2 separate regions of the Homo sapiens genome follow, and region 2 is linked to region 1. Evidence: chromatin loops called from intact Hi-C (ENCODE). Cell type or tissue: natural killer cell. All regions are shown on one strand. Links, peaks and the distances in the headings refer to the core of each region. The heading gives the core; the rest is flanking DNA. Region 1 overlaps BCL2 (BCL2 apoptosis regulator). Region 2 overlaps KDSR (3-ketodihydrosphingosine reductase).

The links. Peaks named below come from ENCODE experiments on the same cell type or tissue, not always from the same donor. Only the 100,000 strongest peaks of a DNase experiment are listed, where the experiment ranks them.
Region 2: a loop joins it to region 1, with 12 times the contacts of the local background. A loop is called at or near these places in 2 of 110 quality-filtered maps.

What each region holds. Positions count from the first base shown.
Region 1 is chr18:63,151,822-63,159,605 of GRCh38, forward strand. The region is part of intron 2 of BCL2 (BCL2 apoptosis regulator); the gene reads right to left. Among named protein-coding and RNA genes, the nearest start is that of BCL2, 160 kb to the right of the region's middle. RefSeq lists enhancers at 3,264-3,413, 6,105-6,154, 6,895-6,944, 7,135-7,184, 7,195-7,294. In natural killer cell, for the core only: CTCF peaks have their summits at 3,761 (motif pointing left) and 3,966; DNase peaks (open chromatin) are centred at 3,550, 3,770 and 4,590; H3K4me3 peaks cover 1,047 bases; H3K27ac peaks cover 2,130 bases.
Region 2 is chr18:63,360,029-63,366,161 of GRCh38, forward strand. It overlaps KDSR (3-ketodihydrosphingosine reductase), which reads right to left. Exons shown (of 10, transcript NM_002035.4): 2 at 2,751-2,840. It overlaps LOC124904317 (a long non-coding RNA gene), which reads right to left. Exons shown (of 2, transcript XR_007066400.1): 2 at 3,665-5,101. Among named protein-coding and RNA genes, the nearest start is that of KDSR, 4.1 kb to the right of the region's middle. In natural killer cell, for the core only: no CTCF peak of the experiment used is centred there; a DNase peak (open chromatin) is centred at 4,133.

The DNA of each region.
Region 1 (7,784 bases), core at 2,291-4,790:
CCCCAAACACTGGCTTTCTGTTATATGAAGGTTTCCAGTGGTGCACTGAACCCTTGGATAAATGAGCTAGAAAACAGAGAGTTAAATGGGCTCATTGGCTAAATCTCATGGCCGGGCTCCTTCATGGGAGGGAAGAAGGAAACTTAGTAGCTGCTCCTTACCTATTTAATCTATAGCAGTTGGCAGGACAGTTTTGGAGGACAATCAGAGAAATGCCCTCAGAACTTCGAGTAGGGGATTGAGCAGGGCATCCAAGACCCTGATCAAAACAGAGGGTCTTTACTCAAAGCCAACCTGCAAAACACCTTCTTGTTCTCACTGCTTTGTATGACTTCCAAGAGACTCACTAACAACTAGTCATAAATAGACATCAAGGAGTTTGTTTATCTAACTAAGAGAAAACAATGTTTGAGTTCTTTAGAAACATGCATTTGACACCACACCAATGTGCTGCTCTGGGAGCAGAATCGGAGCCTGCTTCCTTGGGGCTGGTGTTTTGATGTGGTCATTATTTGCTCAGCAGAGCCTCTACTTGGCAACACCTCGTTTGCCCAATTCTAGGTATTTGAAATTTTAAAAACATATCTCTTTTAAGAAAATTCTAAAATGAAAGAGTTTTTTTAAAAATTAATTCGTAAATACCTTCCCCAAAGTTATTCTAAAATGCCTGAGACTTTAAAGAACCATATCTAAGTCAAGTCTGGTGAGGGCAAACAGACATGACAATGACCAAATCTATTCTTTAATTTTCTAACATTTGTGTACAAAGCCAAACAATCAACATACATACAGAGTGCTACTCCTAAATCTTCTTGCTACTAAAAAATAAAGGGCCAACCAAGTATTCCCAGGAGGCAAAACAATAGCTTATCATGTGCTTGTCCTCAGTGCCTACTAGAGCCTCCTTTTCTCCTGGAAGACATAATGACTTGGGCTGGGTGAAATTGTACACCACCTATGAGAGCAGGATGCTGGGTTGATCAGGTGATAATGCTTCACCATATCTTCAATTTTTGTATTTTCCACCTATTTGATAATGGGTCCTTCAGCGGAGACTACAAGACGTGAGTATACCCACATAACTTCAGCTCAGATTTCTGACGGCGTCCAACTTGCTTGCACGAATATCCACTGCCTGCCCACTCTCTCTCATCTGAGAAAACTATTTGACTCAGCTTTTGCCTCTGCCTCCCACTTTTCACCCTCTCCAGAATGCTCACAGCTCACCCATGCTAGTAGCATTGGAGAGGAAAGAGCACACACATTAGAGTCAGACAGATCTGTGCTTGAACCTCAACTCTGCAAATTACTAGATTCGTCAATGAGTTGAATGAGTTATCAGTTCTCCTCTCGTTCTCTGCAATGCTTAAATCTAACTCATGTTAGATGAGTTATTTAACCTCCCTGAGCCTAAATTTATGAATTCATAAAACAGAGAAAAATAAAAGGCTGTAGTTGTCGAGTGGTCAGGAGGATGAAATGACTTCTGTGAAGTGCCTGGCAGCAAAGGCACTAAAATTCAGTCATGACTCCCTCTCATTCCTCTCTCATTTTTGCATTGAACTGTCAGAGATGGCAATTTTCCTTTCCTAGGTACCTTCTTTATTTACAAGTAGCTTACAGAAAATGCATATATGAAAGGAGTTGTGTGAAACTTTTGAAGCCAGTTAAGCTCTTTTTGCAGAGTCCGTAATTTTTAATTTTAGGATCTTATTTTCTAACATCTTTAGTCAAGGTAAGTTCTTAAAGAAAAAATTCAAATGAAGCTCAATACCTGTATATTATCAGCTAGGGGCCTGGAAGTAGAGTTCTGGAGTTAGCAGAAGTGATTTCTTGAAATCGTCAGGGCAGAGCGGCCAGCCAAATCCTGAGACTCATCAAGGCAGGATTTCCTACCCAACAGCAAGAACATCGGACCTTGTACTAAGCCATGAGGTCCCCACCTGGAATGGTCCATTCAGAATTCTCTACACAGACCTGGCCACTCCAAAAAGCCAGTGGTGAGTCCAGAGGAGGGCAGCTGAAATGGGACAAACTAGGCTTCTAGAAGACAATGATGACTCTGGGAAGGGCAGGCCTGAATGTGGATTTTGGGACATTCATGAAGTCTTCATAGTACAGAAAGGATTAAGCTATAACCCTATTGTGAAGCCTTTAGGCTCATGACTCTTGAATCTCTTTTGAACCTCAAACCCTAGTTTGCGACCAAACAGATCTGCATATCCATCAGGTACATCAAACCCAACACAGCACAAAGGGAACTGATTACACCTTCCCAAAATCTGCCTCTAAGGGTCTAATCAGCCCCCTTGACAGCCCTCAGCCTATATCCTAGCAGAAAAACCGGGGTGATCCTCAACTCCTCCCTCTTCTTTTCCTATGGACACACCATCACTGTCATCTCCACCTTACAGAAGTCTCTTAGGATGTCTCCTCTTTCTGGTCTTACAGAAGCCACTTCTGTTCACCCCACTGCATGGCTTACCTAGACAGTGGCAAGAAGCTCCCAACCGATCTTCCCTCATCTTGCCCCATTCAGCTTCCCTCTGGAGTATTCCCAGGGTGTCTGCTAGACCCACAAAGCAGTTGCGTCCCTCTCTCTTATCCAAATGCCCTGAGTGGCTCCTGTTATCCACAGGGCGAGCTGGCCCTGACCCACGCTTCCAGACTCCCCTCTCCCCACACCCACTGCTTGCCTTGAACTCCATGTGATTACTGGCAGCATCAGCTGCAGCCTCGTTCCTCTACAGATCCTGGCTCACATGCATCCTCAGGCTGGGATGCCACTCTGCCTTTTGCACACCTCTCCACACTCAGCTCAAATACCACCTCCTCTGTGAAGCCTTTCTTGACCAAGCCCCCACCTCCCCATCATGCCCTTTTCTTATTCTGCCCCCTCAAGGCTCACCAGTGAACTCACTGCCACCTGTCTCTCTCCTCCTTGGGGGCACTGGCTACATTTTCTTCATCTTGGTTTTCCCAGGTTCTGATAGTGCCTGGCACCTTGTAAAAGCTGTGTGCATGTTTGCAGAATGAATGAGTAAACACATGGAAATTAAAACTATTTAAACAGGTCCATAAAGATTGTGTTATGCTCAAGGAAGATGGATTCATTACACATCTCAAAAGAACCTCAGGACCTTCTGGGACTGGAATGGCAACACCGTGTGGGGTAAGGAGCCTAGAACGTTCAGTTATGTTCTCAAGTCGTCACAGCTTCACCTTACCCAAGATATCTAACATCTCTGAGCCTCAACTTATTCATCTATAAGAATAAGAGGACGCTACAACATCAACCACAAAGGCTGGGGTGAGAACGACACGGGCTCATGATGCCAAACGTCTGGTGGAGGTCGGCACAGGGCGGGCAGAGGTGGCAAATGGCAGTGTCCTTTGTCCCCAATCAACAGAACTGAGCTGAACATGAGACTCTGAGAAAGGCTCGGGACAGCAGGGCCACAGCACGTCTCCTGGCCTCCAGGGACAGTCAACTTGAGGAGGCGACAAATCTCATTTGCAAAGGTGAGAAACTGTACAGCAAGTCAACAGTATCGGATGAGTCACGAGACAGGACGTGATTGATGTCGGGTGGGCGTGGAATGTGCTGTGCATTGCGTGGGGAGGGCCCTTAGTGGGGGTGAGCTTGGTGGGAAAAGGAGGGTCTCGGAGGGTCCAGCTGCTGGGGTGGAGGCCACAGGGGCCCAGGAGTGCAGGGTGGGCGCGGTAAAGAGACTGCCGTTGTTGCCTTTAGGCTGTTCTGCTGCTCTCTGCTTCCCCCTGTTGGCTTGGGAGGGAAGAGTAGGGCTGTTGGCTGAGACGGACGTTAGAGCGAGCAGGTGAGAAGAGGCTGGGAGGAACCGGCAATGCAGCGACCAGGAGCAGGTGGTGGAGCGGGGAAGAGAGAGGGAGGGCTGCTTGGCCAGATGCCAGGCACTCTGCCAATTGCAGGCCCTGCAGATCTTGCCCCGAGCTCAGGGTCACCTTGAACCCTCTCCTTTCTTTCTCCAGAGTGCTTGTCGCACCCTCTCCCTTCCTGGGGCCCTCACTCATGTTCTCCTTGGAGGTTAGAGGCCCATCCTCCCTCTCCCAGGACCCTTCCCCGCCTCCCCAGCCAGTGTGGGCCATTGGTGTGACCAAGGTGAGGGGCACTTGGTGTTCTTGGGACTCTTGTTCTTTTTCTTGCTTGAGGGCATTTCTCAAGTAAGACCAGAGATCATTTTAGCCCTGAGTGTCCCAGTTAATATTCATGAGGCTTGCTGAGAAGCCAAAAAAAAAAAAAAAAAAAGGCTTGGACGGCATCAGACGGGCTGGCAGGGGAGGGGGGTGTTCAAAGAGGAGAAGAAAGCAAGAGCCAACATAGAGTCTTGCCCAGCAATAGCATGGAAGGGAGTGGCAGCCCATTGTCCCTCAGGAAAATAAACTGCAAATAACTTTTCCCGTTTGTGTCAATCTAGTGCTTTCAACTTACAAACTATTAGTAGGCTTTAGAACTTAGATCAATTGACATTCTGGGTCAGGTAATTCTTTGTTGTGGGGAGGACGGGCTGCCCTGTGCACTGGAGGATGTTTAGCAGCTTCTCTGGCCTCTGCCCACGACATGCCAGCGGAAACCCTTGTCTAGTGTGAAAACCCGAAATGTCTCCAGGCCGTGCCAAATGTCCCCTGGAAGGCAAAGTCATCCCCATGGAGAACCACTGCCTTAGATTATTGTTAGGTGCTACCCAAATGCCCAACACCTGTACTGGCCCCTCCAGTCTCACCCTCATCTGAGCACTGCAAGAACGTCCCACCCTGGCGTCCACCTCCCCCGTCCACCTGATGTTTACGTAAACAGAAACAGAAGCTTCTTTCAGAAGCCAAGGAATCTCCTCCCAAGTCCAGACGTTGTGGGTTGGGGGTGGGGGTGCAGGAATGCCTCTAACTCTGCTCAGTAACTGCAACCCCATGGACTTCATAATGGCCAAGGGGACTCCACACCCAAAGCCCTCATTCCCCAATTTCCTGGGCAGCCAGGGATCCAGGTAGAAACGCTTGCCCAGGAGGCGTCTCTCTGGTGGAGGAGTAAACCTTGGAGAATTTGCCCTCCGTTTTCTTCCCTCGCTTTCTTCTCCATTTTCTCTCCCAGGAGCTAGCTGGTGAGTAGCTACCGCAGCTACTCATGTGAACATGAATCTGGGGCCACCCTTTTTCAAATTTCAACAGCAAGTCCTGGAACTAAACAAGAAAGCCTTTGCACAAATAAACAATTAAGTTAATTGTGGGTCTGACAAATATTTTGTTTTCCCGAGGAATTAAGTATGCATCTGGGGTTAGGCTTCTGGGCTGAGCCTCTTGTGTAAAAAACCAGAAGGCAAGAAACTGAAGGAATATGGTCAAAGTCCCTTATTTTAAAATCAAGGACACTGAGTCCCGGAGAGGTGAACTGCCTGTCAGCACGGAAAACAGGACCAGACATAATCATGGTACCTTGTTCCAAGTGAAGTTACCTAATGCTCCCTTCCCATCCAAACAAGGATTTGGGATATGCCGCCCAGGAGGGTGGTCCCAAAGGGGATCCTCAGAGGATGCATCACTAAGTATTTCTGTACCCCAGGAGGTGGCTTATTTCATGGAAACCCTTCACCTGGGGCTGTTCATAGAACCATGCACGCGGCAGTTGAAAAGGGGCACCTACGCCTTGCTCTGTGACATTGTTTTCAGTGAAAATTAGCGTTCGCTGTTTTCAGCGTTAACCTTAAACTCCAGCTGGCTTTATCTCCTCTCACTTATTATAATTGTAACGCAGTGCACTGTGTAAAGGTCACACCTGTGTTTATACGCCATATGCCATCAAAATACCATGAAGAGAACACTATGTGGTCTCTATCAGAAGATCAAAAGAGAAGGGGTGAGAAGCAGACCTTCCTCCTAATTCAGGGCCCTTCAGTCCTTCCCAAACACTGAAATAGGCCCATGTGCACCACTGCTCCCGCAGGAGTTTATGTCTAGGCCAAGTACGTGCTGTTTATTGACAGAGAAACAAATACCGCTCAGCACCTGTCCGGTTTCAGAGTGATGAGGGAGTTTCCAATCTGGATCTGAGAAAACTTTTACACTGTACCCAAACATTCTTTTTCTTTTCTTTTCTTCTTTTTTTTTTCTGAAGCCAAAATTAGAACAAAAACAAACATATACAGAGTTCGGCGTAGCAGGAAAAAGAAACTCAGCTCAAGACATTTCATAAGAAAAGCTCCAAGTCCATCTATACTCACCTGGCCTGGAACCCTGGGATTCATTTGATTGAGGAGGGTCACAAGCTGTACCCCAGAGGCTCGGGAGGCACCACTCGGTAGGAAGACCCTCCTGGTTTCTCAAGCTGGAGGAGCAGACTGAAAGGATGTTTGGGGAGTGAGGAAGTAATAGGGGAGTGGATGCAGAAGGTATTTTGTTGTCTAACCTAGTGGTTCCTTGAGGCGTATTAATGAGTAATATTCATGCACCTTCTCCTTCTGCCAAGGCAGAAATAACCTGGTACTTTTTACCTGGTGGCCGAGTGACCTGGCCCTACCAGGGACTTCACTAATTAGCATAGTCTCTCATAGCCTGGCCTTGGGACTGGCTGTCACACGCTCTCCTCCACACCAGCCATCAGTTGCTCTGGACCCTCCGAGACCCCCAGGCAGCCTGACAGCCAGTGAGCAGAAAGACCTGACTCCTTCCTGGGGCCCCTTCCTCCAGAGGCCCCCCACGAAGCTGTGCTGGCCCTGTTTAGGCAGTGGACACAAGCCTGTTCCAACCCCAGAATCCAAGGTCTAAGTCATCTTCAATAAGGTATTGCCTGAAACCATGTGGGATAAAAAGCTTCTTCCTTTAAAATAACCTTCAATGAAGCCAGGCCATTACTGGAACTTATCATATATAATGACACACAAAATGCCAAGAGAAATTTATAGCGCCGCCTGTCTGCCCACCATTTAGGCACTGGTGAGTCATTAATTCATGAGAGATTTATCAGTTTATAAAAGATGCTAGATAAGTTAATTTTTAAAAATCATGTGAGTATAGATTTATGCTCAGGTTATCTACTTTAAAAAAAGGATCTCTCTTGGGCTGTTTTTCCAAAGCAGTGCAATTCACGTTAACCCCCCATCCCACTGCCTCCAGCCCATGCCCTAGAGAGCTGCTGAAGGACACTGGAGTCTGACTAGAGGCAGGGCTGGGCCCACTGAGTGTCACCAAAATCACAAAAACACAACTGAAAGAGAACTGTTCTTAAATACTCATGTACCATAAAAGGGGAATTTCCAGAGGTCTCTGATATTAGCAATTTGCCCTTCCATTCCCTTCCTCTCTAGTTTCAAGATGAGATGATGACAAAAAGACTGACTAGTGAGAAAAAGCATGAAACTCCATCTACAAACGTGCAAACCGACACAGAGCAAACCTGCAGGAATTTCCACACCCGGTCTTCTGATTTGCCTTGAAAAGGGGGAAAAAGAGAGAAAGGAAGCGTACCTTCGCCTCCACTAAGACATCAACATTAACTCTGTTTTCTTAATTTCACACGAACATCACTGCGTCTGGAGTCTATGTTTTATTTTTCCTGTTAGGCAAAAGCAATTTTTCCCAAGTAAAAGTTCTGAAACGGATTTCTTTTAGAAGCAGAGATAACTGGGAATTTTCTCAAAACTAGTACAAGTATGAATGTTTCTCCTTTTACTTTCCATTTTTACAAATGCATTTAGGGCCAAATGCACTGGCTAATTTTGATAGAATGTAACAGAGACAGGAGAAGCAGTCCATCT
Region 2 (6,133 bases), core at 2,921-5,420, 210 kb after region 1:
AGTAGAAAACAGATAAACCTCAAAATCCCAGTTAACAGTACTAATTGCTGAGGCTGACTCTACAGTTCTAATAAATGTCTTATTATTTAGTTGTGATATAAGACAAGAACAACTCTATTAATATGTACTGCTCCCCAAAGTTGAGGGTATGTGTGACTCCCTGTCAATACTGCTTTTTGTCCAATATTTTCTTCTTCTACTATAAACCCAAACATAGTAAGAATCACTTTCTGGATAGACTGGGTAAACTAGGCCTGGCTACTATAAAATACTCTTAAGCAAGGTTACCTGTGTAATTATGTAATTCTTCCAAGGTCCTAATTTTGTTTGTTTTACTTAGTCTCAAGAAAACAGATATCAGATTATCTTAATTTGCTGTAAAAAGTAACTTAAATAATATCATGCAATAGAGAGGAACCAAAGGAGAGGCGAATTCTTCCAAAAGGCATGCAGAGTTTCTAAACCTGAATATGTCTATAATGAAATAATATTGTCCTATGACTAAAGATACATACAGCTTGACTTTGCAAAGACTGGAATTAAAAATTACATTAGAAAAGAAAGAATTTCTCAGCCAGGCATGGTGGCTCACCCCTGTAATCCCAGCACTTTGGGAGGCCAAGGTGAGTGGATCACCCAAGCTCAGGAGTTTGAGACCAGCCTGGGCAACATGGTGAAGCCCCGTCTCTACCAAAAATACAAAAACTTAGCCAAGCATGGTGGCGAGCACCTGTGGTCCCAGATACTCAAGAGGCTGAAGTGAGAGGATTGGTTGAGCCTGGGAGGCGGAGGTTGCAGTGAGCCGAGATTGTGTCACTGCACTCCAGCCTGGGTGACACAGTGAGGCCGGGCGCAGTGGCTCACGCCTGTAAGCCCAGCACTTTGGGAGGCCGAGGTGGGTGGATCACTTAAGGTCAGGAGTTTGAGACCAGCCTGGCCAACATAGTAAAACCCTGTCTCTACTAAAAAAAAAATATATATATATATAAAATATATAATATATATAATAAAAATATATATTTTATATATATGTAAATATATATACACACACACACACACACAAATCAGCCAGGTGTGGTTACACACACCTGTAATCCCAGGTATTCCGGAGGTGGAGGTTGCAGTGAGCCAAGACAGCGCCACTGCACACCAGCCTGGGTTACAGAGCAAAACTCCGTCTCAAAAAAAAAAAAAAAAAAAAAAAAAAAAGAATGAATTACTCAACACCACAGGTTCTTCATTCAGTTCATTCATTTCTAGCAATGCAAGGGCCCCATATGAGCTCCTGGGGGCCTGAAATGCTGGCCTTCTCTGCCTCCACTTTTATTTACTTGCATCAAAACTGGTGTTTAAAACTCACAAAATGCCATTTCATCAAATTTGTGTTTTCATTTATGTAAGGTGGCTTCAATGCCAAAGCAAATTCATTGTTAGAAAAGTCAAGCTATAAATAAAAGGTAGCTAATTTTGTCTTTCTTGGTTTGCAAAAGAAGTTATAGACGTCCAGGCCAGGTGTGGTGGCTCACACCTGTAATCCCAGCACTTTGGGAGGCCAAGGCGGGCGGATCACAAGGTCAGGAGTTCCAGACCAGCCTGACCAACATGGTGAAACCCTGTCTCTACTAAAAATACAAAAATTAGCCAGGCGTGGTGGTGGGCGCCTGTAGTCCCAGCTACTCAGGAAGCTAAGGCAGGAGAATCACTTGAACCCAGGAGGCAGAGGTTGCAGTGAGCCGAGATCATGCCACTGCACTCCAGCCTGGGCAACAGAGTGAGATGCTGTCTCAAGAAAAAAGAAAAAAATAAAAGAAATTATAGAGGTCCAAGACTAAGTCTGCGACATTATTTAAATTTTCCCCCAAGGCCCTTCCTGGCCTACCATTCCTAATGGGTCCTGTCCAGCCCTCCACCCATTTGAGGAGTTACCATACTATCACCCTCCTTGCACATGGGTGAATCCAAGATCCCCATGGAAGTATGCCATGCTGACATTCCCAGGCACTCCATCATTCCTCCCTTCATTTCTTCATTCAACAAACATGTCTGAGCATGTACTACGTGTCAAGCACTAGAATTGCTGCAGCGGACGAGCCAGCTGTGTGGTCACTTTCCTCCAGTCCCCATATGGGGAGCAAGAGGACGTCATGACAGTTCACGTGCACAGTGTCACTGCTTTGTGCTCTAAAAACAACTTTGGCAAGACAAAAACAAACCCTGACAAAAAATAAAAACAGATTCTGTGTTGACTTAATACAGAAAAACACATTTTGCTAAACTTCTAAGGAGGGACGAGGTTCCTCTATGGTGTATAGATTTCACTAGAGATATATATCATGTCCTAAGCAAATCGTAGTGAAAAATTATAGAGAAACACCTACACACCTTCAGGTATCAGCTCCAGAATCACTGCTTCCAGCACTTCTGACCTGGCCAAGGGCCCTCCCTGGCTTCCAATGGCCAGGTGTGCTCCTTCAACTAGACCTTGGCCTCTCCCATCTCAGGATCTGCAGTATCTATGATGATGTTGCCTAATATGCCAATGGTACTAAATAAATACTTGTGGGGCCGACCTGATTTCAACAGAGAAGTGTTTGGCCTAAATACTAGAGAGAATCAGTAGTTCAGGAAACACATCTCACATCAAGGAAGAAGCGCTTTCTAGGTGTGAATGCTAAGATGTTTAGCACAGCCTCTTTGACTAATTTCAAGTCGAAGAAGCAAGTCAGTAATAATGAACCTAGAAGCCTTACCTCATTTCGTGCAACCAGAGTTATAAAAGCTCCTTGTTTATAGCACTCGATAGCAATGCACTTCCCGATGCCACTGGAACCTCCTGTAACCTAAAACAAAATCATAAAATATTCTTAGCACTTGAAATCTCCCCTCTGTAGGAAGTTTTTATAAAAAACAACTATGACAGGCTCTTAAAATGAATCTACAAGAACTAAATGATTAGCTGTTGTTAACTTCTTCATCCCAAACTTAATGACTGGAGTAAGTGTAAGCATGAAAGATACTATCAGCAAGGCCTGCTGCTTTGACTGTTTTCTTATGGAACCATAAATTGCACACCTATAATATTTTTCTGAGTTCACTGGTGGAAAAGTGCCCTATAAGTCTAGCTCATAAATAATACATTAGTCTGCCTCTGATTCCAAATCCAAATGAATCTTATTTTCTTTTTTTTTTTCTTTTTTTTTTTTTTATTATACTCTAAGTTTTAGGGTACATGTGCACATTGTGCAGGTTAGTTACATATGTATACATGTGCCATGCTGGTGCACTGCACCCACTAATGTGTCATCTAGCATTAGGTATATCTCCCAATGCTATCCCTCCCCCCTCCCCCGACCCCACCACAGTCCCCAGAGTGTGATATTCCCCTTCCTGTGTCCATGTGATCTCATTGTTCAATTCCCACCTATGAGTGAGAATATGCGGTGTTTGGTTTTTTGTTCTTGCGATAGTTTACTGAGAATGATGGTTTCCAATTTCATCCATGTCCCTACAAAGGATATGAACTCATCATTTTTTATGGCTGCATAGTATTCCATGGTGTATATGTGCCACATTTTCTTAATCCAGTCTATCATTGTTGGACATTTGGGTTGGTTGAATCTTATTTTCTTAATGCACATTTATGCAAGATTAGCTCTACAACAGATGAAAAGAATGGCCACCTGAATATTTATTTGAAATGACTGCTTAGTATAAAAGTAATATACAATCACAAGGAAATCCTGAAAAGTAAAGCTCTTCTTGCACTATTCTACCCCTATCTACAGTTCAGCTATACTGGCTTTCAATTATGGAATTATTCCTAATATTCACTGTTATACATAAATCATGCTGGGAGGAAGATCTCTGACTCCATGTTAGGATTTTAACATCATTGGGAAGTGTCTCCTACGCAAATGCACCTATCTCTATGGGACTCATAGGCATCCCTTACTTCTTTTTAGCTTCAACCTGCCACCACTGAAGAGATTTATTTGGTGGGTAATCAGCCAGTTATCAGCAGAAGATTACTGTAAAAACCCTCCAACCACAGTACCTTGGCACATCCTACTTCCCTTGCAACGAATGCTCTTCTCCCCACTTCATCTGACACCTACTCGCCCATCAAATCTCAGCTCAAATACCACTTCCTCAGGAAAGCCTTCACTGTCTCCCCTGCCCCCACACTGACACACTTTTCAGCACTGTATTTCTTCTTTATGACATGCACATAATAAACAGCTCTAGATTTATTTGTGTGATTATCTGATTCACAACCACCTCTCCTATCACCTACCCATAAACTCCATTAAAAATACCAATTATTTTTCTGTTCTCCACTATATTCCTAGCACTTAGCCTGGGGAGGGCTCAATATATATTATATATTTCACTGAATAAGTGAACAATGCAACATTATTTTTCTTTTTTTTTTTTTGAGACAGTCTTGCTCAGTCACCCAGGCTGGAGTGCAGTGGCACGATCTCAGCTCACTGCAACCTCCGCCTCCCAGGTTCAAGCGATTCTCTTGTCTCAGACACCCAAGTAGTGGGGATTACAGGCGTGCGCCAGCACGCCCAACTAATTTTTGTATTTTTAGTAGAGATGGGGTTTCACCATGTTGGCCAGGCTGGTCTCGAACTCCTGACCTCAAGTTATGCACTCTCCTTGACCTCCCAAAGTGCTGGGATTATAGGAGTGAGCCACTGTACCCGGCCATATCGTTCTAGTCACTGTCCCTATGCAAATTACATAATATTGCATAGTATTGTCTCCTGTTTTTAAAAAATTATATTGTAATGTCTTATTTGTCAAAAAACGAAAAGGTTTCACAATACTTCATCAAATAGCTGCATCAAAACTTCAACGTTTCCCTATAACCAGACATTTAGATTTTTCCTAATATTCACTGTTATACATAAATCATGCTGGGAGGAAGATCTCTGACTCCATGTTAGGATTTTAACATCATTGGGAAGTGTCTCCTACGCAAATGCACCTACCTCTATGGGACTCATAGGCATCCCTTACTTCTTTTTAGCTTCAACCTGCCACCACTGAAGAGATTTATTTGGTCGGTAATCAGCCAGTTATCAGCAGATTACTGTAAAAATATAGCTGTTGTTGGCCGGGCGCGATGGCTCGCGCCTGTAATCCCAGCACTTTCGGAGGCTGAGGTGGGTGATTTTCTGCTTTTTTCCTGCAATTTTACTACCGTAACTAGATAGAAAACACTAGTATATAAAATTGTTTTAAAAATGAAACAATTGTTATAAGTTTGTTCTTAATTATGTATGGGCAGACAGTTTAACCATCAGCTCCCTCTCCCAACAATACCACAGTCAACTCCTAACAAATCTCAAGAACAATTACACTTTTCACTCTTCTTATGACATTAAAAAAGAAGACAGATGGTGACACCATGTGAACTATTCATGTCATTCTCACATTACTTAGAGTGTGAAATAATAATCCTGCGTATTAAAGCGGGATGGTAAAAATAAATTCTTCTTGGTCCACCTGAACAGACACAGCATTTATTATCTCACCTATGACCTGCCGCGGGATGGGGCTGGAAGGACTGGAGTCAAGGCTCAGTGAAACTGTCTTACAAATAAGGAATTCCAATTTTCATTCTGCGTTTAGCTTTAGTTTTTGCAAAGTTATGCTCTATAAACTCAAGCTCTGAAAGGATCCAAGGTTTAAAGCCACGCTTTTGAGGCAGCAGTTCTCTTGCGGATGTAAAACTTTCAGAATTTAGAGTGTCAAGTTTTGCCTTTCTCTTATTTATTTTTTGTAATGAATCCACACTCTTTCCCCATTAGGAACAGGAGGTGTTGGAAAAAGCTAATAGCTTTACAAAGGAGAAATTAAACAGATACATTTTCTCATTCACAAACCCTTGTACAGATTTAAAGCATACTAAGAAAAACGACCATCTTATTTTATACCAGCTCAGCGGGGAGGCTCGGATCTCCGGTGCAGAGATAGGACAGGAAGAGGTGTGCGGCCAATTTTGTAACCAACCCTCCTTACTCCTAACTCCTCGCCTCACTGTGCCTCGGGTTTGGGAGATCCAAACGAGAATGCTCGTGAGAAAGCCACTGCAAACGGGAAAGTGCTGGGCGCAGGCAAG